2 separate regions of the Homo sapiens genome follow, and region 1 is linked to region 2. The links are chromatin loops, found by intact Hi-C in ENCODE. Cell type or tissue: Calu3. All regions are shown on one strand. Links, peaks and the distances in the headings refer to the core of each region. The heading gives the core; the rest is flanking DNA. Region 1 has its middle 150 kb from the start of CHRM3. Region 2 holds the start of CHRM3-AS1 (CHRM3 antisense RNA 1).

The links. Hi-C counts contacts between places; a loop is a spot of excess contacts. Peaks named below come from ENCODE experiments on the same cell type or tissue, not always from the same donor. Only the 100,000 strongest peaks of a DNase experiment are listed, where the experiment ranks them.
Region 1: a loop joins it to region 2, with 2.5 times the contacts of the local background. A loop is called at or near these places in 2 of 110 quality-filtered maps.

What each region holds. Positions count from the first base shown.
Region 1 is chr1:239,229,321-239,241,648 of GRCh38, reverse strand. No RefSeq gene overlaps it. Among named protein-coding and RNA genes, the nearest start is that of CHRM3, 150 kb to the left of the region's middle. In Calu3, for the core only: no CTCF peak of the experiment used is centred there; no DNase peak of the experiment used is centred there.
Region 2 is chr1:239,891,603-239,903,930 of GRCh38, reverse strand. All of the region lies in intron 6 of CHRM3 (cholinergic receptor muscarinic 3), which reads right to left. CHRM3-AS1 (CHRM3 antisense RNA 1) reads left to right here and starts at 4,059. Exons shown (of 2, transcript NR_046582.1): 1 at 4,059-4,167; 2 at 5,539-5,912. In Calu3, for the core only: a CTCF peak has its summit at 5,608 (motif pointing right); a DNase peak (open chromatin) is centred at 5,630.

The DNA.
Region 1 (12,328 bases), core at 1,874-9,873, 660 kb after region 2:
CAGTATATACTGATTATTAAATTTTAGACATGTAGAGAAAAATAATAAATCACAATTATTAAATCATAAAGGGTTAAGGTTGGAATTAACCTGGCCAGGATACCAGAATAATGTGGTAAATGGACAATACAATTAATAAATAAATATATGAAGATATTAATGTAAATATTTAATTAGTGATAAATGCTTACAAGTTTTTTGAGTATATATATATATGTGGAGAGAGAGAAAAAAACAGTCTTCACACTTTTGTTTAGCAAAAATCACACAAATATAGAACAGTAGAAATATGACAATAGGAGCATGTGTTAAGAGACAGGAATCTTAGATAACAGCAAATCCAATGACTTTTTAGCATGAGAAGTTAACAATCACATGGGTAATCAAATTTGCACCAAGGAGTAAATAATAGTATCTAAAGAATAGAAAGTGTCAATCCTGTTTAATTGGAAGTGTATACTACTTTCAGTCAAGGAACTCTTTCTTTAAAATCAATGTGTCCAAATGAGAGTATAGGATATTTTAAGAACTAAAACCTATTTCATATAATATATTATTTTAAAAATTCATTTAAGTTGCTCAGCACTTCTTTTTCTTTCACATTTGCACTTTTGGTCTGTGGTGAGTTAAACGAATTTTGGGGCTGATCATGGAAAATAAAAGGATGCTTAGGTAGCAATAGTGCACAATGAGCTTTATTTAGGTTGCTGCTTTGACAGGTGTGCATATAGGGGAAGTCCTGTAGGGTATCAGAAACAGTACTCCAAAATGAAGGCCTCAGAAGCAGTCTCTCTGACCTTCTCCTGCCCTCCTGTCTGTAGCTCGCTATTTTTTCCCAAGGCGAGACACAAAAACTGGCATCTCTCTTCCCCAAAGCAGGTCATAGAAACCAGAACCTCTATTCCCCCAAGCCAGACATAAAACCTAAAAATATTACTCTAACTTTCCTCTCACCTTCCTTTCTAAAATCTGGCCATAAAGAAATTATTTGACCCACCTGGTTTGACTGTGGGTTGTAAGACCCCCATTCCAGAGGGGGTCCTGCCCCATACATATAATGCAGGAATGCTGCTCAGAGAGGCCAAGAAGAACCGAAGCTGACAGGCCTTGCTGGGCTTCCCCACTCACTCTGCTAGCATTAGACCATTCCTTCTTTGTCCAGTCCTATTTCTACACGGCAGTCCATATTTTGTTGAACTGAAGCATAAAAATGAACACTTTCCTCTACATAGTAGAGTCTTCATTCTCTAGGCTCCCATACCACATAAAACTGTGAACAAATAAATTTATGTGCCTTCTCTCCAATAAATCTGCCTTTGTCAATGATTTTCCATGAGCCTTCAGAAGGTGAAGGAGAAGCTGTCTCTTTGCCTAGACAGTCCCTAACAGCATGAAACCATCTAGAGGACATAGTGAGGAAAGTGAGAAGGAACGCCACAACTCAGAACGGTAATGTTTCTCAGCACAGAGAATGAGTCCCTGGATCAGAGAGCTGAGAAGGGCAGCAGTAGCTTGCATGGTTTTTTTTTTTTTTCGTTTCTTTTCTTTTTTTAATGGCTACAGGGTTTATCTTATCTATAGCTAGGAGATGTTGGGTATAGTTTCATGAAACTTGCAAAGCATATAGACTCCAAATGGCTTTAAAAATCTGCTTAATTGGGTTATGCTTAAACACCTGGATGTGTAAAATTTAAGTTTGGTGCTGGTGAGATTGTGAACAAATGGGTCCCATCCTGTAGGGAAGAAGAAACACATCAGGCCATTTTTGGCTCCTTTATAAGACACACATGGTATCCAGTCTGGCTGGAACACACTTCAAACCCATCTTTGTATGAATAACTTTTTACTTATTTGTAAGTTTCAACTGAAGCTTAACATTGTGTAGATGGCCTTCCTTGATGACTAAATTAGATTATAAACATTGTAACATGATCTTGTAGTTTGTGCCATGCCCCTATACTATGCTAAATGGCATCAAATTTTGTTATGAATTGCATAACATTTCTCTTCCCTTTTATGAGGTCAGAGATGACATCTTCTCCTGTCTCCACTCTGTTCTCAGTACCATAAATAGAGTTTGGAACATAGTAGGTGGTCAATAAATATTTACTGAATAGAGTACCTAGAGCTTTTTATCCTATAAAAGAAAAATTCATGGAACCTTGATTTTTTTCCCCCAAATATTTGAAGGGTTAAACTTAAAATATGTTGCATATTTTTAAGAAAGCCCTGAAATGCTAAAGAGTTAGTTAAGGATCCATGTGTGACTACCACAGAGGCCATTATTTTGACTCCTTACAATCAAGTATTAAAAAACAAAATCTAACAGCTCTCAAAGTTGTTAGGAGTTGCCTTGGAAGACAGTAAGTCTCTCAATTCTGTGGTGTTCAGCCTGGTGATTATTGATATTGTAGAGAAAATTCAAGTGTCATATAAAGATTTGGACTAATTGACCTATATGGAATTTCATCTTTAAATTCATTGATTCTAAGTAGCCTATTCTCTACAGCTACCCAATCATTCAAAGTGATCTTTTGCTTAAATAACTTTATTAAAGTATAATTGTTATATAATAGGCTGAACATATTAAAATGTACAATGTGAATTTTGACATGTAAATGCACCAGTATTACCATCAGAACACTCAGTATAACATAATAACACAATAATCACCCCCGAAAGTTTTCTCATGTCCGTTGATAATCCTTCTATCTCACCTTTCTCACCACCCCAACTTCTCACAATCACTGATGGACTTTCTGCAACTACAGTGTAGTTTGCATTTCCTAGATTGTTAAATACATTGAATCTTATGATTTTTTTGTGTGTCTTTCATTCAACTCACCATTTTAAAATTTATCCATGGTGTTGCATGTATCAATAAGAATTTATCCTTTTTATTCCTTAATAGTATTCCATCTTGTCTATATACCACAATTTGTTATCCATTCACTTGTTGACAGACATTTGGGCTGTTTCCAGCTTGGATTATTACCAAAAAAGCTGCTTGAGCACTCATGTAAACACCTTTAAATGGACACGTGCTTTCATTTTTCTTGGATAAATGTCCAGGAATGATTGTGTTTTATGATAGCTACATATATAACTTTTTAAGAAACTTTCAAACTATTTTCCAAATTGGTTGCACCTTTTCATATTCCCATGAGCACTGTATGAGATTTCTAGCTTCTCTACATCCTAATGAATACTGATAGGACCAGTCCTTTTAATTTTAGCTATTCAAATAGATGTGACATAGTGTTGTAGGACTTTTCCTTCATTCAGCTAAAGAAGGCGTCCTTGTCACACAACCACGAAAAATCAGGCTCGCAGACCATTTGAAGGGTGAGAAAAATGGAATTTATTGGGTAAAAAGGAAAAAAGAAGGAAAAGAGGGACTCTCAGAAGAGCAAAAGTTCTGCTAGTATATATGCTTCCGGCCTTGTAGATTGAATTCCTCGTTCCATCCCGGAAGAAGACAGGCCAGGTTCCGCCCCTGTGCAATCTGCGCGAACTTCCCGAGGCTCCACCTAGTGCCCATTCCTCCCAGTGCCCAGGCCGGTCAGAGGTTCTCCAGGGACCTATTTTTACTTGGCTGTCTCGGTATTATCTCACTGTGATTTTTATTTGTATTTTTCTACTGACAAATAATGATAAGCATCTTTTCATGTGCTTAGTTGCCATGATTATACTTCTTGGATAATGTATCTGTTCAAATATTTTGACCATTTAAAAATTTGAGTTGTTTTCTTCCTTCTGAATTTTAGGACTTCTTTATATGTTCTGGATACAAAAGTTCCTTATCAGATATATGAATTACAGAAATGTTCTCACTATCTGTGACTTTGCTTTTTATTTCCTTAGCAGTATCATTCAAAGAGCAAATTTGTTTAATTTTGATTTCATCCAGTTTATCAATTTGTACTTTTATAGTTTGTAGTTTTGGTGTTATATCTAAGAATTCTTTGCATAACCCAAGATTATGTAGATTTTTACTTGTTTTCTTTTAGAAGTTTTGTAATTTTAGGTTTTATACTTAGCTTTGTGATCTATTTTGAGTTTTTTTTGTGTATGTTGCTCGGTATAAATTGAAGTTATTAAATTGTGTGTGTGTGTGTATGTATGGATCCAAGATTTCCAGCAACATTACCTGAAAACATTGTTTTTCCTCCACTGAGTTGCCTTTGACCCTTGTCCAAAAAATTATTGATATATATGTGGGGTTCATTTCTGGACTTACTTTATTAATCTCTTTCAATACAAATGCCACATTGTCTTGGTAATATAGGATTATTGTAAGTCCACATGAATTTTAGAATGAGCTTCTTAAATTTTCCAAAAAATGCCTACTAAGATTTTGATTGAGTTATGTAGAATCTATGGAACATTCGTCATGTTAAAATTATTAAATCCTTTGGCCATGAATACACCTGTCCTTTATGTAGGTCTTTAATTCATCTTAGCAATGTCATGTGGTTTCCACTATATAGGCATTGCATCCCTTTTGGCAGATTTAACCCTGAGTTCTTTCAATATTACTTTTCAAAATTTCCACTTTTGTTTTTTTATTGTTATCGCCTAGAAAGAAAATAGGTTTTGGTATTTTGAACTTGTACCTTACAACAGGCTAAACTGTGCCTATTGGTTTACCTTCTAAGTTTAAGAGCACCCACAAGGAGAAGTAATCTTTAGTCTACCTTATCATAGCTGCAGCTGGAGAGGAAAGAAACACAAACTGCTAAAAGGAAGAACACTCAGCGCTGCTTTGATCTTCACCCCTAAAACCCCTGCCCTTGGCATAGCTTTCAGAATGTCAGTTCTCCCTTGATCAACCTAGAACATTTTGCTCTGAATAAGGAATGAATGAGTTCTCCCAGGAGGTGACCAGCTCACCTACAATCCAGCATCTGAATTTCTCATTTGTTTTTAACTTATTGTTTTGAGATTAACTTTTTTAAAGAGTATATTATTAGAAATTATTGCTTTAGGCTGGGCGCGGTGGCTCAGCCCTGTAATCCCAGCACTATGGGAGGCCCAGGCGGGCAGATCACAAAGTCAGGAGATCAAGATCACCCTGGTTAACATGGTGAAACCCCATCTCTACTAAAAATACAAAAAAATTAGCTGGGTGTGGTGGCATTCGCCTGTAGTCCCAGCTACTCAGGAGGCTGAGGCAGGAGAATCGCTTGAACCCAGGAGGCAGAGGTTGCAGTGAACTGAGATCGCACAACTGCATTCCAGCCTGGGCAACAGAGCAATACTCTGTCTCAAAAAAAAGAAAATAAATAAATAGAAATTATTGCTTTAGAATTTGTCACCAGTGTTGTTTAATCATTCACTCACCCTAGATCTACATCCTGCTGCTGCAAAAAATTTATCCACATGAAAGTCATTAAAACTTCTGCTCCTTAGGCTAAAAATACTTAATTATCTGAGTCACTTGTTCAAATCCATGAACAAATGGACAGATGATAATTTCTGAAGTTGTTTATATCATAAAATATAAAAATATTGTGCACTAACATCTATTAAAATATTTTGTTAAAAATCATGCATTTACATTTAAAGTATTAAGTAGATATTTAGAATACATTATAAAATATAAACCAACTTAGAATGTATGAAATAAACATTCAAAAGTTTAAGATAGATTAAACTGAAAAAATATATAAATAGTTGAGGGCGAAGAGCTGTCAGAGGTGTGCGAATCAGAGCAACTCCATCTTAAATAGGATCTGGGTAAAATGAGGCTGAGACCTACCGGGCTGCATTCCTAGATGGTTAAGGCATTCTAAGTCACAGGATGAGATAGGAGGTCAGCACAAAATACAGATCATAAAGACTTTGCTGATAAAACAGGTTTCAGTAAGGAGCCTGCCAAAACCCACCAAAACCAAAATGGCGACAAGAGTGACCTTTGATTGTCCTCACTACTATACTCCCACCAGCACCATCACAGAGCACAAATGCCATGGCAATGTTGGGAAGTTACCCTATATGGTCTAAAACAGGGAGGCAGAGGCATGAATAATCCACCCCTTATTTTAGCATATCATCAAAAATAACCAAAAAAAATGGGCAACCAGCAGCCCTCAGGGCTGCTCTCTCTATGGAGTGGCCATTCTCTTACTCCTTTACTTTCTTAATAAACTTGCTTTCACTTTGCACTGCTGACTTGTCCTGAATTCTTTCTTGAGCAAGATCCAAGAACCTTCTCTTGGGGTCTGGATCAGGACCCCTTTCCTGTAACAGAAATATAAATGGAATTATTCTATGCTTAATGAGAATTTCATGGCTAATCTTCATTACATTTCCTTTTTTCTCTATAGCTTGTATTTTTTTTAAAAAAAAATTTCCACCAAGAGAACAGTTGCTTTTATTGTTTGCTTAAAAATGAAAAAAATCACCTACAAAACACCAGCTTTATTTGCTGCTTTTGCAGCAAGGAAGACAGGTAAACCTTCGTTAAGTAAGAAAGTAATCGAAATTCAGATTTCTAAATTCACAGAGATGAAAACTGAGAGTCACTTCAAGGGCAGAATCTCTGCTAACGCCAATTAGAGCCTCTTTGGAAGACTAAAATTTTGAGGAAGTTTTTCACCAGTGCTGAGTCCAGGCACAAAATCTTTCTCATTCAGATTCTCTTAGTAATGAATCTTAAATCTTTTGTTTAATTTCTACTACAGTAATAATTATGGCTAGGAAGTCTAGGCCCTGAACAAAAATAATAACACATCTTCTAACTCTGTGGATTGAAAAAATAAAATAAAAACATAGAGCTACTTTTGTACAAAAGTAGTTCTACCATTTATTAACCATGTGTTCTTGGGCATGATTTTTGTCCTTGTTGAGGATCAATTATATCATCAGTAAAAACTGATTCTAAAGGAACTTGTTTGAAAATCACTTACGTGAAATCATTTTAAAAATGCCTATTAACTGCACAATTTAGTGTCAGACAAATAGTAAGTGCTTGATAAATGTTATTTGTTTGTTTGTATATATGCTACACATAAATGTTACCTAGACAACCTGGAGCAAAGCAGAATAGTCATTATCTTAGCTCTACAAAAAGTGTTTGAAAATAGTTATACAACCATAAGCCAGGAATCTAAAGTCATTTGGATGAACCCAGGGGAGTGGGCTCATAGACAGTTCTTGTACAATCTATTGAGTCAGCTTTTTGTCTCAGCTTTCTGATTTGCATTTGGTTTATCTTTCAATGACTGGAGTTCTGGAATGAGCCTTAGGCCAGTACTCCTTACACTTTAAGGTGCACACAGTTTACATTAAGATGCAATGGGGCCTAAGTTTCTGCATTTCTTAAAATGTCTATGTGAAGCCAATGCTGCTGATTCGTAGGCCACACTTTGAGTGGCAAGACTGCCCAGACAATTGAAATACCCCGTGTCTGTACTGTCTACTGTGTCAGCCACAGGGCACTTAAATGTGGTAAGTGCAACCAAGGGACTGCATCTTTAATTTTATTTATTTTTAAGGCATTTAAATTTAAATAGCCACCTATAGCTAATGGCTACTGTCTTAAATAGTATCCCTGTGAATAACATGGCTGACACTCTGATATTCTGTATATTCTTTTCCAACTTTCCCTTTGTAGCCCTCGGCTCAGGGTGGGCTCTGTTCTGAAACAAACCCCCATTGTTACTCACTTTACTTGAAGGATTGTCACAGTCCAGAGATTTCTGGTTCTTTCTTTCATCTAAAGAATCAGAGCTCTTAGAATATAACCAGGGCAGGTACGAGGCCATCCAATTGGCTGCCAATTCTAGAATTCCTCTGAGCTCTCTGGATTTCACAATCTGACTTTGTGACTTCCTGTTAAGGGTTGCTCAAGGGTCATTATCCCTTGAAGCTGGGTTAGTCTGAAATTCTACTGTAGGGCATTTCTGCGTTTCTTTGCTTGGCAAATTCACTGCTTTGTTTATTTTACATCCAAATTACACTTGTGCTTCTGTCTTCCTTTACCTAACAATTCACAGTTTTTACATCAAGGTGCTTTGTTTGGAAGGAAGATGAAATTGATCACAGAGGAATTATACAATCTGAAGGATTATAATTTTATATTAAACTCATTAATTTTACCCCCATCACCAAAGCAGCATAAAAACAAATTCTTATAATTGTGAACCCCAAATATCTAAGATCAGTCTCAATCAATTTAGAAAGTTTATCTTCCCAATGACACAGCCTCAGGAGGTTCTGATGACATGTCTCCAATGTGATCGGGGTACAGCTTGCTTTTACACATTTTAGGGAAACATGAGACATAAAGGAATATATGTAATGTGTACATTGGTTAGGTCCAGAAAGGAGGGACAAAAGGTTGGATTCTTTTGAGTCCTGATCAGCCTTTCACTGAATACTCAATTTAGTCTAGCTCAGTGAATCTGCATTTCTACATAAACAATAGGGTAGAGGAAGCAATTAGATATGCATTTGTCTCAGGTGAGCAGAGAAATAACTTTCTGTCCTGCACCTGTAAAGATAAGCTATCAGTTTACATTGCGGGCGAAATTCAACAGAACTGGCTTAGGGTAAAGATCTTCAGGCCCTCAAGGAATTTCCTTGAGGGCAAATTGTGAAGGAGGTCTGTAGCTTTTTTTTATCTTTGTAGCTATCTTATTTAGGGATAAAATGGGAGGCAGGTTTACCTGACATAGCTCCCTGCTTGACTTTCCTCTTGGTTTACTGATTTTGGGGTCCCAGATTTATTTTCCTTTTACGTATTTATATGGCATTTTATACTTTTGCTTATTTTTATTTCATTGGAGTTTTGCCTCTATTCAAAGGCATCATTCATCCTTTCAAAGAAGGTGCCTATTAGTTTACCTTTCCTCATTGCTTCTTTACTCTTGAATTCCAAGGTATACAACACTCTGAAGATGTGACAATACCACATTAAACTCTAAGAAAATTTGACGTATATGCATATCCAGATTCAACACAATTAAATTAATATTCTATATATATTATTATATGAAATATATGAATAGGTATGAATAATATATAGATTTCATATATATACTATGTATGTAGTATATAGTCTATATACTATATACTTATATATAGTATATAGATTTCATATATATACTACTCCAGTACTGCTCCTATATATGAGTATTTATATATGAAATTAACATATATCAAATTTCATATTAATTTCATATATAATTAATATTTTAATTAATATATATCATAAATTTCATATTAATTTCATATATAAATACTCATATACAGGAGCAGTACTGGAATACTACAGTTAACTTAGCAAATATTAAATGTGAAGCAATTATTAAAATAAATCTTTGTTTAGGACAAATATCTGTTTGTCAAGATTCTAGGTCACATTACCTAAGTCAGCTTTCCCAGTTCAAATGGTCTGAGTGTGATCTAGGCTTTAGTTGTAAAAGATATTTCTTCTGCTGTTGTTGAAGTTATGTAGTGATTTAATAAGTTTCTTTTTTTAAATCAAATAAGTTATCAAGATATTTACTTTCCTAGTTTTTATTTTGCCTTTGAAATGGGAATTACCTTATACAAATACAGCATAAATACATATAGATTCTCTTTTTAATATGAATGGGAGAACATGTCAAGCTCAGGTGTGATTATTAATAGCATTGCACTTTGATCATATTTCATACACTTGTTTCCAAAACATTTCTGGAAATTGTTCTCCTGTTAATGAATGAAATGCCCTGGAACAAACATTTAAGAAAAGGGTAGAAAAAACTGAATTTGGTTTAGCCTGAGAAAACTAAGAATTAAAGGAAGTGTTGAAAACCAATAGAGACCATAACATTTCAAGAGAACAAGGCTAGAAAGTGCTGATGGGGAGATACGGGAAAGGAAAAACAGTGTAATAGCTTGTGAGGGGTCAGATAATTTGCCATTATAATTTTAGGAATAAAAGAATGCAATTAGAAACCAAGAGTCATCTTGTGCATTCTAAAGGTGGAAGCCACAAATCTCCTCATGCAAATGTAATAGCATTGAAGTTTCTTAGCGCTGACCTGTCTTTTACAGAGAAGAAAACTATGGTGGGGTGATACACTGATTTTCTTACTAAACTCCCCAGTGAATGGCAGAGCCAGAGGATGAGCTCTGGTCTCTGATTCACTGATATTCATTACAGGCGTCGCTGGGAGAAAACTAGTTAGCATCCTCCTAAGGTTCACTCCAACACTTGTGACCTGGGAGCCATTTCCTGTTGTTTCCTACACTGTGTTCTTCCTGTTGGTCTGAAATGTCATCTGCATTGTCATCCATCTACAGAGTATCTCATGGGTTTGTTTGCCCTCTTCAGTCTACTGGCTCATCACATTCTTTCTGTCTCTGCACACTTCATACTGGTTTGATACAAATATCAATTTTTTCATGACCTACCTACCCATTTTTTTCTTAATTTAGAAATACTTCTAGCATGCAGAAAAGTAATGACAAAAACCACAATTACTTTTGCACTAACCTAATATCATACACAATCATATAGCGACCCATTTAAAAAAAAAACAAAAAACTTACTTAGATTGCTACTTTAGCTTCAGAGCACTCATAGATTCAGTTAATGTACCCTATCCTCAGCAAAATTCCATTTCCTTCTTTCGCTTCTCAATTAACTTTAATTCTGAATTTGATGTTTATCATGCCAAGCCTGTTTCTATACTTTCAACAAATTCACACGTATCTAGAAACAATGCCTCATATTGCTATGACTAGTAAATGTCAACGGATGTCTGCAAGACAAACTCCCAACAGTTTCTTCAGTACTTCAATCCTGGATTAAAGAAGTTTCAGCCTTACTACATATGCCTAATTGTTCTCCAAAGCAGCTGGACAAATTTATACTCTTGGACCCAACATAAAACTATCCCCTTGGCCTACATCATTTACAATACTTGGTATTGCAAGACTTTTATATCTTTACCCATTTCCTATGGTGCTGAAATGACGGCTGACTTTTACTTTACTTTCGATTTCTCGAATTATAATTTCTCTAGTTTCCAGTGAGGTTTTTCTCATGCACATTAGCCCCTTGGGTTTATATTTCTATAGATCATCTCTTCATATCATTTACCTACTGGGTTTCATTGGATTGTTGGTTTGTTTTTTAATTGATTTAATATTTTACTTGATTAGTTTTATATTTTTAAAGGTTAATATTTAAATTAATATTTTATGGGTTTTATATCCATATTCTTCTACTCATATTTTCTTAGTTTTATATCTGTGTTCTTCTACACTTCTAATTATATGCTAAATATGTGCTAAATTTTCTGTGAATGTATCTCATATTCTCCCAAATTCTCCAATGGGACTCTAATACTCTTCTAATGAAGTAATCTATTGATTCCATTTTAAAAGTTTGGCTTTTATTCCCCTTGTGGGGAGACTATGTTCTTCTGGTCTTACCTGGACTGATTGTTTTCTAGCTCAAGGACACATCTCTTCTCTGTCTTTGCCTGCCATTCACATCCTGGGATGTCTCCTTGCTTGATTCCTGTGTTGGATCCTCTCTTTATTGGATTCTATGTTATCTTCCTGATATGTTGTTTTAATGGAATACAGTTTTCAATGCCTTCATGATAATTAGTGTGGTACCCATGAGGTTAATATTTCAAGAACTAGCATGCCTGAAAATCTGTTTATTCTGTCATTTTATTCGATCTTATTCCCATTATTCCTTTTGACTTATTTTTTGGAACATTTTCTCAACAATAGTTTTAAATGTTTTAGTTATTATAATAGTTTTTATTTTAAGAAAATTTTTATTGTTCTCTCTTTTTTATTGCTTTTCTTCTTTTATAATTAGTAAAGCATCTTCTCTCATTGCTATGAGAATATTCTAATTTCTAAAATTTTTTGCATTATCATTTTCTCTTCTGAAATCTTCTGTGATCTATTTGATTTGATCTCTTAGATTTTCCTCACATATTTATTTTCTTAGCCTAAATCATTATAAAGATGATTGAAATGTTATGTTCATGTATGGGACTTGTCGGCTGATGAATTTTATCAGAAGAGTTAGGATAATGACCTGGACTTTTTTTTGAGGGTATATTAAGTGTGGTTCTCCAGAGATAGATAACCAATGGAGAGAGAGAGAGAAAGAAAGAGAGAGAAAGAGAAGGGGGAAGAAAAGAGAAAAAGAGAGGAGAGAGGGGAACAGAGCGAGAAAGAAAGAGATTTATTTTTAAGGAGTTGGCTTATGTGATTATGGAGGCTGGCAAGTCTAAAATCTGCAAGATGGACTGGTAGGCTGCAGACCAAGGAAAGAGCCTCTGCTGCAGTTCAAATCTGAAGATCA
Region 2 (12,328 bases), core at 1,559-9,558:
GAAATAGCCTGTCACCCACAGTATGTAGTTTGGGACAGGCATCAATCAGATGGTCCTCGCTCCTCTACCACAACAATGAACATGAAGAAGACCCAGGCAGGAGGGTTGATTTGGAGATTTGATGTGGATGTTGGAATGAGACAGTGATTCTCTTATATTTGGAATTACTAGGTGCTGATCACCCTATTTGCCACCACATGGGAAATCTAGAGTAAGCAAACATAGAGGAAAGGCATGAAGGAAGGAGAGAGATGGGAGGGAGTATGGGAAACAGAGACAGCATGATGATGATGTCCTTTGAAACCTGAATTTAGCCACTCCTGAGGTGAACACCACCTCCTTGACCTTGCCTTTCCTTTGTTGCCTGGGCTACCAGAGATACTTTCTGTCACCTGCAACTAAAAGGTGTTCTGTCTTTGTCAATATCAGCACAAGCTCATTTAACCACTGCTAGCTTTAGATTATGGTGACTGGTGCTGTGGAATTCAGGGATTCCACAGCCTCTGCATTTCATAAACTCACCCCCAGGTAAGAGATGGAATACAAATAAAAGATTTTTAAAAACACAAAGTTATTTAGGCAATATCAAATTACTCTCTGTGGATAATCACATTATGTTTGTATACATTCAACAGCAATTTAATTTGCTCAGTTGACCTATATTGTTGAAGAATATAAGTAAAAATTTTCGAAATTAGCCTAAGGTCAGTTGTTTTCTTTTAGTTCATTTCATCCTGTGAATCTGAAGAGCCCCCCCAAATGAATAGTATTCTAGTCCAATTATGCTTTGTTTGAATACAGAAAATGAAAGAAGCCAGAATTGAGGAAAGTCAGCTATAGGTGAGTTTAGCTCTCTATATTAGGTTAATTAAATACCTGTTTATCTTTGACCTGTACTCTTTGTCATATCTACCATTGGCCATCATTCTTCTTACACTTTGACATTCATTCAATATCTAATACGTTTCTGAAATTCTCAGAGATGTGCTTTTCCTTATTTAAAAATGTTCCAGTCCTTTTCTGTCATGCAATAGATGTGCAGTATGAGATGAGCAAAAATTTTAAAGGTAGACAAGAACCATTAGAGGGAAATGACTTATAGGCATTTGCTTACCCATGTGATACAACATCCAAAGGACAAGAGTTAATAAGTTAACGAGTTAATAGTCAATAACCATGGCAGTCCTAATGCTACCCTTGGGTTTCCTTCTAAGAACCTCAGATATTAAAGCAACGAGAAAAGAAGGGAATGTGGTATATGAACATAACTTTGAGGAAAATAAAGCCTTTTGAATGGGAAGCAGAAATTTTAAGCAAAGCACACTACTAAAACCCACTGTGACTTCTAGCTACGAAGACAGAAATGTTTAGGAAGTCGTGGGTACTCATTTGGGGTTCTGATGTGATGAGATACATTAATACCACTCTATTAATAAAGATGATGTTCTCATCGTCATTAATTTTTTTTATTAGAAAGCAATAGAGCAGAGTTGAAAAGCTGTGGTCTTTCTTTGGAGTTTTGCTGATTTGGGTCTGAGTTCTGGGTTGGCCCAGGAGATGTATAAACTTACCAAATTACTTGACTATTTTGAGACGACCTTTCTTCATCTATAAAACTAGAATACTATCGCCTGATCTGTAGATTATGGAGAAGATAAGAAGCATTGTGGTGTTGTAGGCTAATACTCTGAAGTATTAACGGGGATCTTGCCTCCCTTCTCCCAATGCTAACTTTTTGTGTTCTCAGGGTTGTGTTGTTACTTTAGAAACACAGGGAGAAAGAAACCAGTGTTTCCTCATTTTTTGCTTTTTAAAGTAGATTTTAAATACTCTGGTAGAGAGAAGGGATTTAAAGATAAGGGCTTTGAAACTGCAAACACTTGGTCTTCTGAGCATCAATGCATGGTATACTGACCTACACACTAGGAAAATAAGAAAAATCTCCCCTTGCCACATCCAGAGTGAATAAATTGATAATAAGTACTACAAAAAGGTGATTTGGAAGTATTAATTAAAACTGAAAAGGCATGTACACCATGAACTAGCAATCCAACTGCTAGGTATCTACCCTCTAGAAATTATTGCATTCGTATGTACACAAGGAGACACGCCCAAGGCTATTAACTGAAGCATTTATTTTTATGACAAAAATGAGGAAAATCTATAAGACCATTCGTTTTGAAATGAATTCAAAAATGAGGTCATTCATAAAAGGGAATACTATGCAGCAGATAAAAGCAATCAACTAGATATATATTAACTTAGAACCATCTAAAAATACTTTGTTAAGTAAGAAAGGCAAGTTGTGGGATGACAAATACAACACGATAAAATTTAGTTTACAATAAAACACAGCAATAGTATACTAAAGATTGTACATGCCTGTATACTAAAGGTTGTATACAGACATATAGACAGATACCACCTTTAGTATATTAATATAATTAAAATTGTCATAGAAGGATAGAAAGATTTACATGCAAATCATATATTAGCAGTGGTATTTTGGAGGAGGAAGATAAAATTAGGATTGAGGGTGATGGACAAAGAAGACTTCAGCTCAATCTGTAATGTCCCGAATGAGGAAAAAAAAAAAAATCCCAAAGTTTCCGAAGCCAGAAGGAAGTGAAGAAGAGAGTTAAAAGGGGGCAGATATTGGTGATGGTTGCCAAGGAGGGCTTGGAATCTTGCCTTACACTCTGCTGTTGCTTTTAAATGCGGAGAAGGTTGGAGGAAAAAGAGGTCGCATCTGATAATATTGATCAGACTCAAAGAAGATGCGTGCCTCATGCCCTCCTGTCTGGTGCCCAGAGGTGGCAGCTGCTCAGAGGTCACTAGGTCACCATGGCAGAAGCACCGATGACCTGAATGCCTGTGGTAATGAATTCTTCCTTAGTCTTGCCTAAGACGTAAACTCAGCTGGGCGAACACCTTGATTTCAGTGTTGAGACCCTGAACAGGGAACCTTGTTGTAAGCTGCTAAGTTTGTGGTGATTTGCTATGCAGAATGGGGCCACAACAGGCAGCTTCGAGGCAAGTTATACAAAAATGAAATGACTGATCTTGCTCGCCTGAATACGATGGATTAAAAATATTATACACACTTTACATGTAAATGAGCAATGTATTGTCTCACACATAAGAAATCCTAGTTCTACTTGGGTTGTGGATTTTCTCCCCTCATTGCTGTAGGGGCCTTTCTTGCCTTCGTCCCTCCAAGGGAATATTCAGCACCTGCCATACCTCTTCTGAGCACACTGTCTTTTCTCGACAGCCCAGGTGAGGTACATTCCTGGTGCTCCCCAATCTATTCATATCAAGGCTGTACCCAGCTTTATCAAGGAAGACAATGTCCCTATAGGGCCAGGAAACAAGATCCCTCCCACCTTCTTTCAGACATTTTCTATGAACTTCTCCGAGGCCTTGGGGCCACGGCCTCATTAAAAGGACTGTTCTCTGGAGGCTCAGCAACGGAGGTCCTATCGGTACCCAGGATGACAACAGGAGAAAGTGATCAGCCGGTCATAAGGATTTCAAAAAAAAAAAAAAAAAAGAATATCTAAAAGTACTTATTAGAAATGAGAGTCACCAAATGTTTTACTTCAGGTATATCTATTATTTCATAGGTAATATGTAACTTCCTGAGAATCAAGACTGTAGGTCAGACCCAAATGAAGCAGTGATAACCCCGGGCTAAGAGCCCTCAGTTTACGGTGATTTTCTGAGTAGAAGGTATCATTCCTATGTTTAATATTCCTTCCTCATCCTGACTCAACAGCTATTCCATAGCATTAGGATATTTTGAGTCAAGGAAGTTCACAGTCTACACTCATTGAATTGAATGATATTGGTGAGGGGACCTACAGGAAGTCTTTCCTTGTAATGCTCAGGAATAAACAGGTGGTGGGAACAGAGATCCTTGTCAGCCCAGTGACCTTCGCACTTTATAAGTAATCCCAGGCAAGAGTTCTAGGAATGCAGCCTGCATGAGGGCTCAGGGCATGGTCAGATAGGGGCAGACCAGGGGCAGGTGCCTGGCTCCTCTCTGGGGTCAGAGCAGGCTCCCTCCCTGCCAGGTTGTGGGTGCAACATTCAGGGAATGGTTACTGAAGTGTTCCAGGCACCAGAGCTCAGGCAAGAAGTGGAAAACTGCGCAAGATCCTGCACGTGGGTACCATCAGTGCCTTTGTGGGGAAGTTACATCTGTGTGTATGTATATATACTTAGTATATATATACGATATACTTAGTGTACTTATATCGTGTATATATACTATGTACTTAGTATACTTACTTATATACAATGTACATATACTTAGTGTATATATACATTGCATGTTGAACTTACTATATATATACACACACACTACACACACACACTAATTGGTCCGCTAATTGGCTGTTGCATTTTGAACTTGGTATGTGTGTATATATACATGTGTGTGAGTATATATACACACATATATACGTATGTATATACATATCATATACATACATGTGTATAGATATGTGTGTATATATGTATATGTGTGTATATGTATATGTGTTTATATATGTATATATGTATTTATGTATATATACACACACACTAAATTCAATAGATATATATGCGTGTGTGTATATACACACACACACACACACACACACACACACACTGAGTTCAAAATGCAAGAGCCAATTAGTGGGCCAATATGAGAATTAAAAAAGAAAAAAATGTACAGCAAATTGAATAGGACGTATCAGAATGCATACCACATAATGACAATCAATATCACTTCATTAAATTTTTGCTCGACATACACACACGTATAAAATTATGTCTATAGTCATGATGTACGTACAATGTATTTTGTGTTGAATAATGTTGGAAAGCCACTGCAGTGGATATTTTGACATCTTTTATTAATATTTAAAAGAAGAGGGTGAAACAAAAAATGTGAAAAAAGACAAAAAAGTTTGACAGTACTGAATTTAGGAGAAATTGAAGGTTAGTTCTAGGAAATTTGCCTTCTTCCCCCTAGTTATGGCAAAAAATAACTTTTCTGGGGTTATAAGTCTGTGAAATATATAGGTAAATTTAAAAAATTTAAAAATGTGTAAATATCCAGTGTGAAATACATGTGAGATTGCTTACAGAAACGGACAAGGCCAATATACATGTGAGGCTTCTGGTTATAATGAATTCCAAGGAGATAAACTCATTTCATGTCCTCTGAGCCAACCGGGCAGTACCTACTTGGGAAAAATGTTTGAGGGCTCTCGATTTTTAAACCTGCTGAACCAATTAAAAGCGTATAAATTTTTCTAGAAGTCTAAATTAATTCTACGTCTATAATAATAATTATTTTTTTAAGTGATGATATGGGAAAAACCCAAAATATCTTTGCAACATACAGCCGTGCGTTTTTTCTCAGACCAACTATTTAGTGCCTCTTCCCTATTTGTAATCCAGTCTGCGTCATTTTTCAGGGCTTGTTTTGGGTCTCTGACTGCCTTCTTTGCTTAGAGTGTCTCTGTTTTCTGTCATAATTCACTATAGCATTCAACGGCTAAAATGACTTTTAAAACTACCTGGTGAATGGCAATACCACATCAAACCACTAGGTGGCAAAGCAGACTCGGAGAACGACCTCTCTGCCAGCAGGCGCTGAAGCAGCTACCCGTTCCCCATGCTGGTGACCAGGAACTTCAGCTTAGCTCAGTCATGCAGTTCGCGGAGGATATCAAACAGAGTCAACAAAGCTTTGCAATCAAACGTGTCTTTAAAGGGAATCCAACTTGTGAACCTGGCTCTTGATATTCATTTGAAGCTGCAAGGGGGAAAAGATGTTACCTAATATGGAGCAATGGCTCTTATTGTGAACAAAACATCTCTGAACACCAAAACCGGAATAAAATTCTATTTAAAAAGGGGAATTTTTTTTTTAGAAAGTTGATTTATCTTGCTGCCTCCTCCCTCGGTTGCCACTTTTCATGGGTTTTTACTTGATTTGATAAATATGGACCTTGACAACAACAATGCAGGGTGCTTGGAAAAGGATTTGCATCAGGACCTCTTACGTGTAGCAGTAGCTGCTGAAATAACAGTTTTTCCTCAAAAACAAAAACCTAGATTCGACTGATGTTTCCTTGCATTAGCACTCGCAAGTCTAAAACCTTTTGTCATTAGAATATCTAAAGAAATGGCACGAAGTGAAAAGCAGGCGGGAGAGGTTCTTGTTAAATATTAGTATGACCCCTTCACCCAGAAAGGGCAGACTCCTTGTTGCTGAAGTTACTCTTTTCTGAGAGAAACAGGGAAAGAGTGCAGCTGGATTCTGTTCCACTGCAAACAGATTTGCTGATTACTGTTCAACATTTTAAAGAGGTATTTATTATTATGTGTTTTTAATACTGTGCCTTTATAGTGGAGGATAAAGAACAGTGCTTTTAAAATACCAGCTGATCTAATATAACTGTGGAAGTTATTCTGATGAAAAATCTAGTGAAAACAGTCATTTGGACTAAATATTTCTAATATGTCAGTTTAGGTACTGAAAGGACACCTGGTGAAGAAAATTCCTTTGGCTTAATATTTATGCTTTCATGATTAAGTTAGACTCGTGATCGCTTTTTTTTTCCAGGTCCATATTTATCAGAGTATTTATTTTTATATCTGGACATGTTCCACACATCTGATTTCCCTTCAGACTTCAGCCTATTTGCACGCCCCAACTCATGCACGCAGATAGAACTGTATATTTGCAAAGAGAGTAGAAGCAATGTGGGAGGCGCGCATTAAACGCCTAACAACCTGCCATAGCATGCAGGGCCAGGAAGTACACCCGATTCTGCCACGTGGGCACATTGCCTAGGCACTCTGATCCTACATCCTCATCTACAAAATGAGGATTATAATACTTGAGGATGAAATAGAATCTGTATAAAGCACCCAGTATAGCCTGACTGGCCCACAGCAGTTTCTCAAAAATGGTAAAATCAATTCCATAATTTTTCTATGGCTGGTTGACTTTACAGCAAGGTCTTTTTCATGCCTAACAAGAGCTAACATTTGTTGAGTATAAAGCAGTGGTTTTCAACCCAGGGTGACTCTGCCCTAGGGGATATTGGGCAATGTCTGGAGCCACTTTTCTTGTCACAACCTGGGGAAAATGTGCTACTGACATATAGTAGGCAGACGCTATCAATGCTGATAAACATCCTACAATGCACAGGACAGCTCCCCACAAAGAATTAAGGCTGCTAAGATGTTGATAGTGCCGAAGCTGAGAAACCCTGCTCTAAAGGGAGATCATACAGACCCAGAAAAATGTAGAGTTGTGTTTCTCAGGAAAACCAGGAAAATGTCCTGATACTAATTAATGAGGCAAACTCCACATCTCTTCAAGAATCAGGTCCCACTTCTCTGGAAATCACATTCTTCACCCACCCAGCAAAAAAGGAATCTCATATTCACGTGTTCAACTCTTCAATCATTATTTCACACAGTAAATGTGTTTGAGTACTGCCTACAAGGCTTAGACTGGGGATGTGGTTCTTGTTCTGGAAAACCACTTGTTGGCAATGCCATGAACTAAACAAAATAATTGCAGTGGAAGGAGCAGTATAGATGATTAGCTTTGCTTGAGTTGATGTGGTGGTAGCAAAGATAAGGACATTTTGTGAGTCTTGAGGAATAAGACTCCAAGCTGCCATGTAGTCAAGAGAGGACACAGCATTCCAAACAGAGGGAAGAGCCTATGTCCCCGATGCACTCTGCACATATTCCTGTTACCTCACAGAGCACTTCACTGTGTCTCTCCCAGGACGGCACAGACCCCGGAGGGACACTTTCATCTTCACCTACTCAAGTTTGTGCCTTGAGAGTTAGCATAAATGTCTTTCCCAGAGCAGACCTAGAACGATTGCCTCTACTCTGTTTTAATTGAGATGAATAGTTACATTTTGTTGTTGTTTTTTAACCTCGAGGTTCAGGGGTACATGGGCAGGTTTGTTACATAGGTAAATTATGTGTTGTGGGGGTTTGGTTTACAGATTATTTTGTCACTCATGTAATGAGCATAGTACCCAACAGGAGATTTTCAATCCTTTCCCTCCACCCACCCTCCACACTCATGTATGGCCCTGGTATATGTTGTTCCCTTCTTTGTGTCTATGTGTACTCAATGCTCAGCTCCCACTTATAAGTGAGAACACGCCGTGTTTGGTTTTCTGTTCTTGCATTACTTTGCTTAGGATAATGGCTTTCAGCTTCATCCATGTTGCTGCAAAGGACATGATCTCATTTTTTATGGCTGCATAGTATTCCACAGTGTATGTGTACTACATTTAAAAAAAATCCAATCTATTGATGAGGGGCATTTAGGTTGATTGATTCCATGTCTTTGCTATTGTGAACAGTGCTGTAATAAACATATGCATGTATGTGTCTATAGGGTAGAACAATTTGTAATAGTTACCCTTTGGATGGGAGAACCAGTAACAGAAGGGCTCGAGAAAGCAAGATCTGTGAAAAGGCAGGAATGGAGGTTGTGTCCGATGAGCAGTAACTTGGAAGGATGGAGAGCAGAGGACTGGAGACTGCAGAGGCAGCTGGAAGGAGGGCTGAGAAACAAATTCGGGCTTTCTCCCAAACTCTCCCAGTGGCACTCGGGAGGGATGGACCCAAGAAACGAAAGAATTCAGTGGAATCCATCTTTCAGCATAGAAAGGAAGTACAGCCAGGAGAAGGGGCATCCCTACATACGTGGGCAGTTGTCGTGGAACTGCTTCAACCTCTACTGCTGCAGAGAAAAAGAGGTGAGTTCTCCGTAAACACATCATCTCTTCAAATGTCCATCTGGTCATGGACACAATCCAGCTAGATTTTTCTGAGGAAAAGGAGCATCACATAATACAGAAATTGTTTTGTAATTGTTCTTTGCTGCCCTCGAATTTATCTTCCAGGGCAGTGAATGCTTGCCATATACTGAAGGCACCAGAGGGTCTTGCAAGGTGCTAGACAGCCTGAATTTGTGTCCTGGCTCCTCACTTATGAGCCGTGAGACTTCAGGTTAGTTATTACATCTCTGGGATCCTCTGTGCAACACCAGAAAATGAAGACTAGTAATACTGTATGGTTAAGTGATTCAATGAAACAGGAGGTAAAGCCTCTGATACAGTTGTTGGTGGGTTAAGCTTTATAAATGGAAGACTTCTCGGTCGGGCGCGGTGGCTCATGCCTGTAATACCACCACTTTGGGAGGTCAGGGTGGGCTGATCACTTGAGCGCATGAGTTCGAGACCAGCCTGGATAACATGGTGAAACCCCGTCTCTACTAAAAACAAAAAAATTAGCCAGGTATGGTGGCACACACCTGTAATGCCAGCTACTTGGCAGGCTGAGGCACGAGAATCGCTTGAACCTGGGAGGCAGAGGTTGCAGTGAGCTGAGATCGTGCTACTGCACTCCAACCTGAATGACAGAGTGAGACTCCATCTCAAAAAATAAAAATAAATAAATAAATAAAATAAAATAAATGGGAATCTTCTCTCCTGCTTCCTGCACACACTCACGGCTGAGGTCCCTGGGCATGCCGGCAAGGCGGCCACCACAAGGCATCCACTTGCGCCTGTGCCATTCCCTGTTTAAATATTTGAAATATCCCTTGTTGAATATATACGTTTTTATTTTACTATTAGGTTGTTCATCCCTTGAAGACAATATCAAAAGCTTTTTTCCTTTTCCTTCCTTTATTGAGTTTCCAAATCTGTCTTAGACTCTCCAACTGTGATGAAAATAAAGTGGTTCCTTAGTAGATAAAATGTTTAGTGGATCCATATTTGATGCCTATGGCTTTATTAGTCATCAGTTTTTCTTAGAAAAGCAAATCTGGCCAGAAAAAGACAGTCATTGTGATTCCTCTCAACAAGATGAGAGCAAAAGACCCTTAAAAACAAAGTGAATTCTACTGACGAAGAAGAAGGAGAAGTGGAGGAGGTGAAGAAAGAGATAAGATACAAAGCGGAAAAACCTCACCAATAGGAAAAACTGGGTAAGATACCGAGCAAAGAATTTTATACATGGCTAAGGGATTAAAAACTATTGTGAGATGAATAGGAAATTATGGAAATGAGAAAAAAACCCTACAATTTTATTTTGATTTCGATTGTTTTTTCAGGGACATGTTTTCTAAATTCTTTTTTTTTTTTTTTTTTTATGATTTCAAAGACAAACATCATGAGAACCTCAGGGCATTGCAGATTTTGACCCTACCCTTTCCTCTGCTACTGCTACAGCTGCCAATCACTTCTGTCCTTCAAGGAACCTCTGTGCTTTTCTAAGTGAAATGCATGTAGTGACTCATTTCATCCACACAATAGCCATACGAGGTGGGGACTGTTATGATTTCCACTTTAAGGGTGAAGAAATGGATGTACCAAGGAGTTGAAGACTTGTCCCAAGTCACACGGCTAACTGTAAACACAGATGCAGGATGCCACACACACAGGCTGGCTCTCAGGTCTATTTCCTAATCTCTGCCCTAGTAAGCAGATCTTCCATGAACAAGCAAAATTTTAAAACAATACCTAAGCTTATAAAGCAGAAACTCAGTCCTCTTGCCCTTGCCTCTCTCATTCCCATGCCCTAGAGGTAATCACTGGTAGCAGTTTACTAAGTAAATATTTGTTAGATGAATGGTTATGTTCTTCCAAAATGTGTTCTTTTGCAAAATGACATATGCATATTTTTAAACACTCACTGTGTGCCAGGCACTGCTCGCTGTGTGTATACATATTAATTCATTTAATCCTCACCAGGATCCTGTGAATTAAGAGACTATTATTTAGTCACCAGATGAGAAAATGAAGACACAGAAAGGTTCTGAGACTGGGCCAGTGTCACACAGCTCCTAGGAAGCCAGAGTTAAGACTTAAACCAAAGCCGTCTGATCCAAGATTTTACACCCAACCCTCCAATGTGTATTATGTGCTCTAGCTTGCTTTTTATTTTCATTAAACAATATATTGTGGACATCTTTCCTATTCAGTGCAAATAAATCTATATGTCACACACACTTTAAAAATAACCCCAAAACATAAAGAGACACTGTCCAGGATTCAGATGTTGGCACATTATGTCCTTGGCTAAAATAGGATTTCCAGGACAGGAAGGTGCATGAGACACTGTGTTTGCTGAAGACTCTTTTAAGTGAAATGTTGCAGAGCTCAGCATCAGTGAGGCCAATACAAATCTAAGATACTCTGAAAAAAAATAGCTAGTTTCTAGATTCATTTTTCCCCACTAGATCTATTATAATTTTCATAAAAAATTAAAGCTGCATGTCTCATTTTACCAGTGTCAAAGGAGCTAGTCATCAACCATCTGTCCCACATCATAAAACTGTGTAAAATCAAATAATTAATAAATATGCAAGGATTGCAATGAAGTTTAAGATGGATCAGGAGCTAAGGAAACAATTTTATTAAAACAATAAACTCCAAGGTCATGTTCAGATTTTGATTAAATCATAAAATGTAAATTAAATTCTTTAAACTTGGTACGCAAGAATAAAAGATGATTATTTCAATGAAAGTACCACCTATCTGTGAAAATGAAACAAGTACAGAAACTGCAAGAATCAAAATAAAATAATAATAAAATGTCTACTTTGGCACAGCCTATATAATTAAATATTGGAAAACAATGATCTCTTGTTTTGAATTTCCTGAAACCAAATGGAAACTAAAGCTCATGTCACTATTAATTCTGGCTCTACGGGATTAAAAACAACAGGCCAAAGGAATAAAGTTGAACCAGTCACACAAAACAGTGTGAATCCTTATTCTAAAACATGAGAGGAATATGACTGAAAAAACTAAATACCAAAAGTGTGTGTAAGCTAATAAAATTCTAAGCCTCTTACTTGACTGAACAGACCATCTCTTGGTCAAAGGGACCCTAGGGTGACCTTGAACACCGAGTTCTCGGCTGTGATGGGATAGATCAGACACACCTTGCTATACCCCCACCCTTAATAACTAGGATGAAGCTTTCTTCCCTTAAGGCTGACCAGAAACCAGCCCTTTCAAACTCCACTCTGATATCAACCAACCCCTGATGCTACCCCTCCTTCTTTGCCTGATAAGAGACCATCTGCCATGGAGTGGCTCTGGCCAGCCTATGGAGAATGTGCAGTGAGGGTTTTCGTGTCCTCTGCTTCACCCTTTGACAGTCAGAGGGCTGGAAACTCAACCTTCGGGTCATGCTAATGCTGCCATTTTTTGTACATGGGACCCAGGAAGGGGCATGAAGCTCAATTGTGCATGCATACATTTCTCCATTCCTA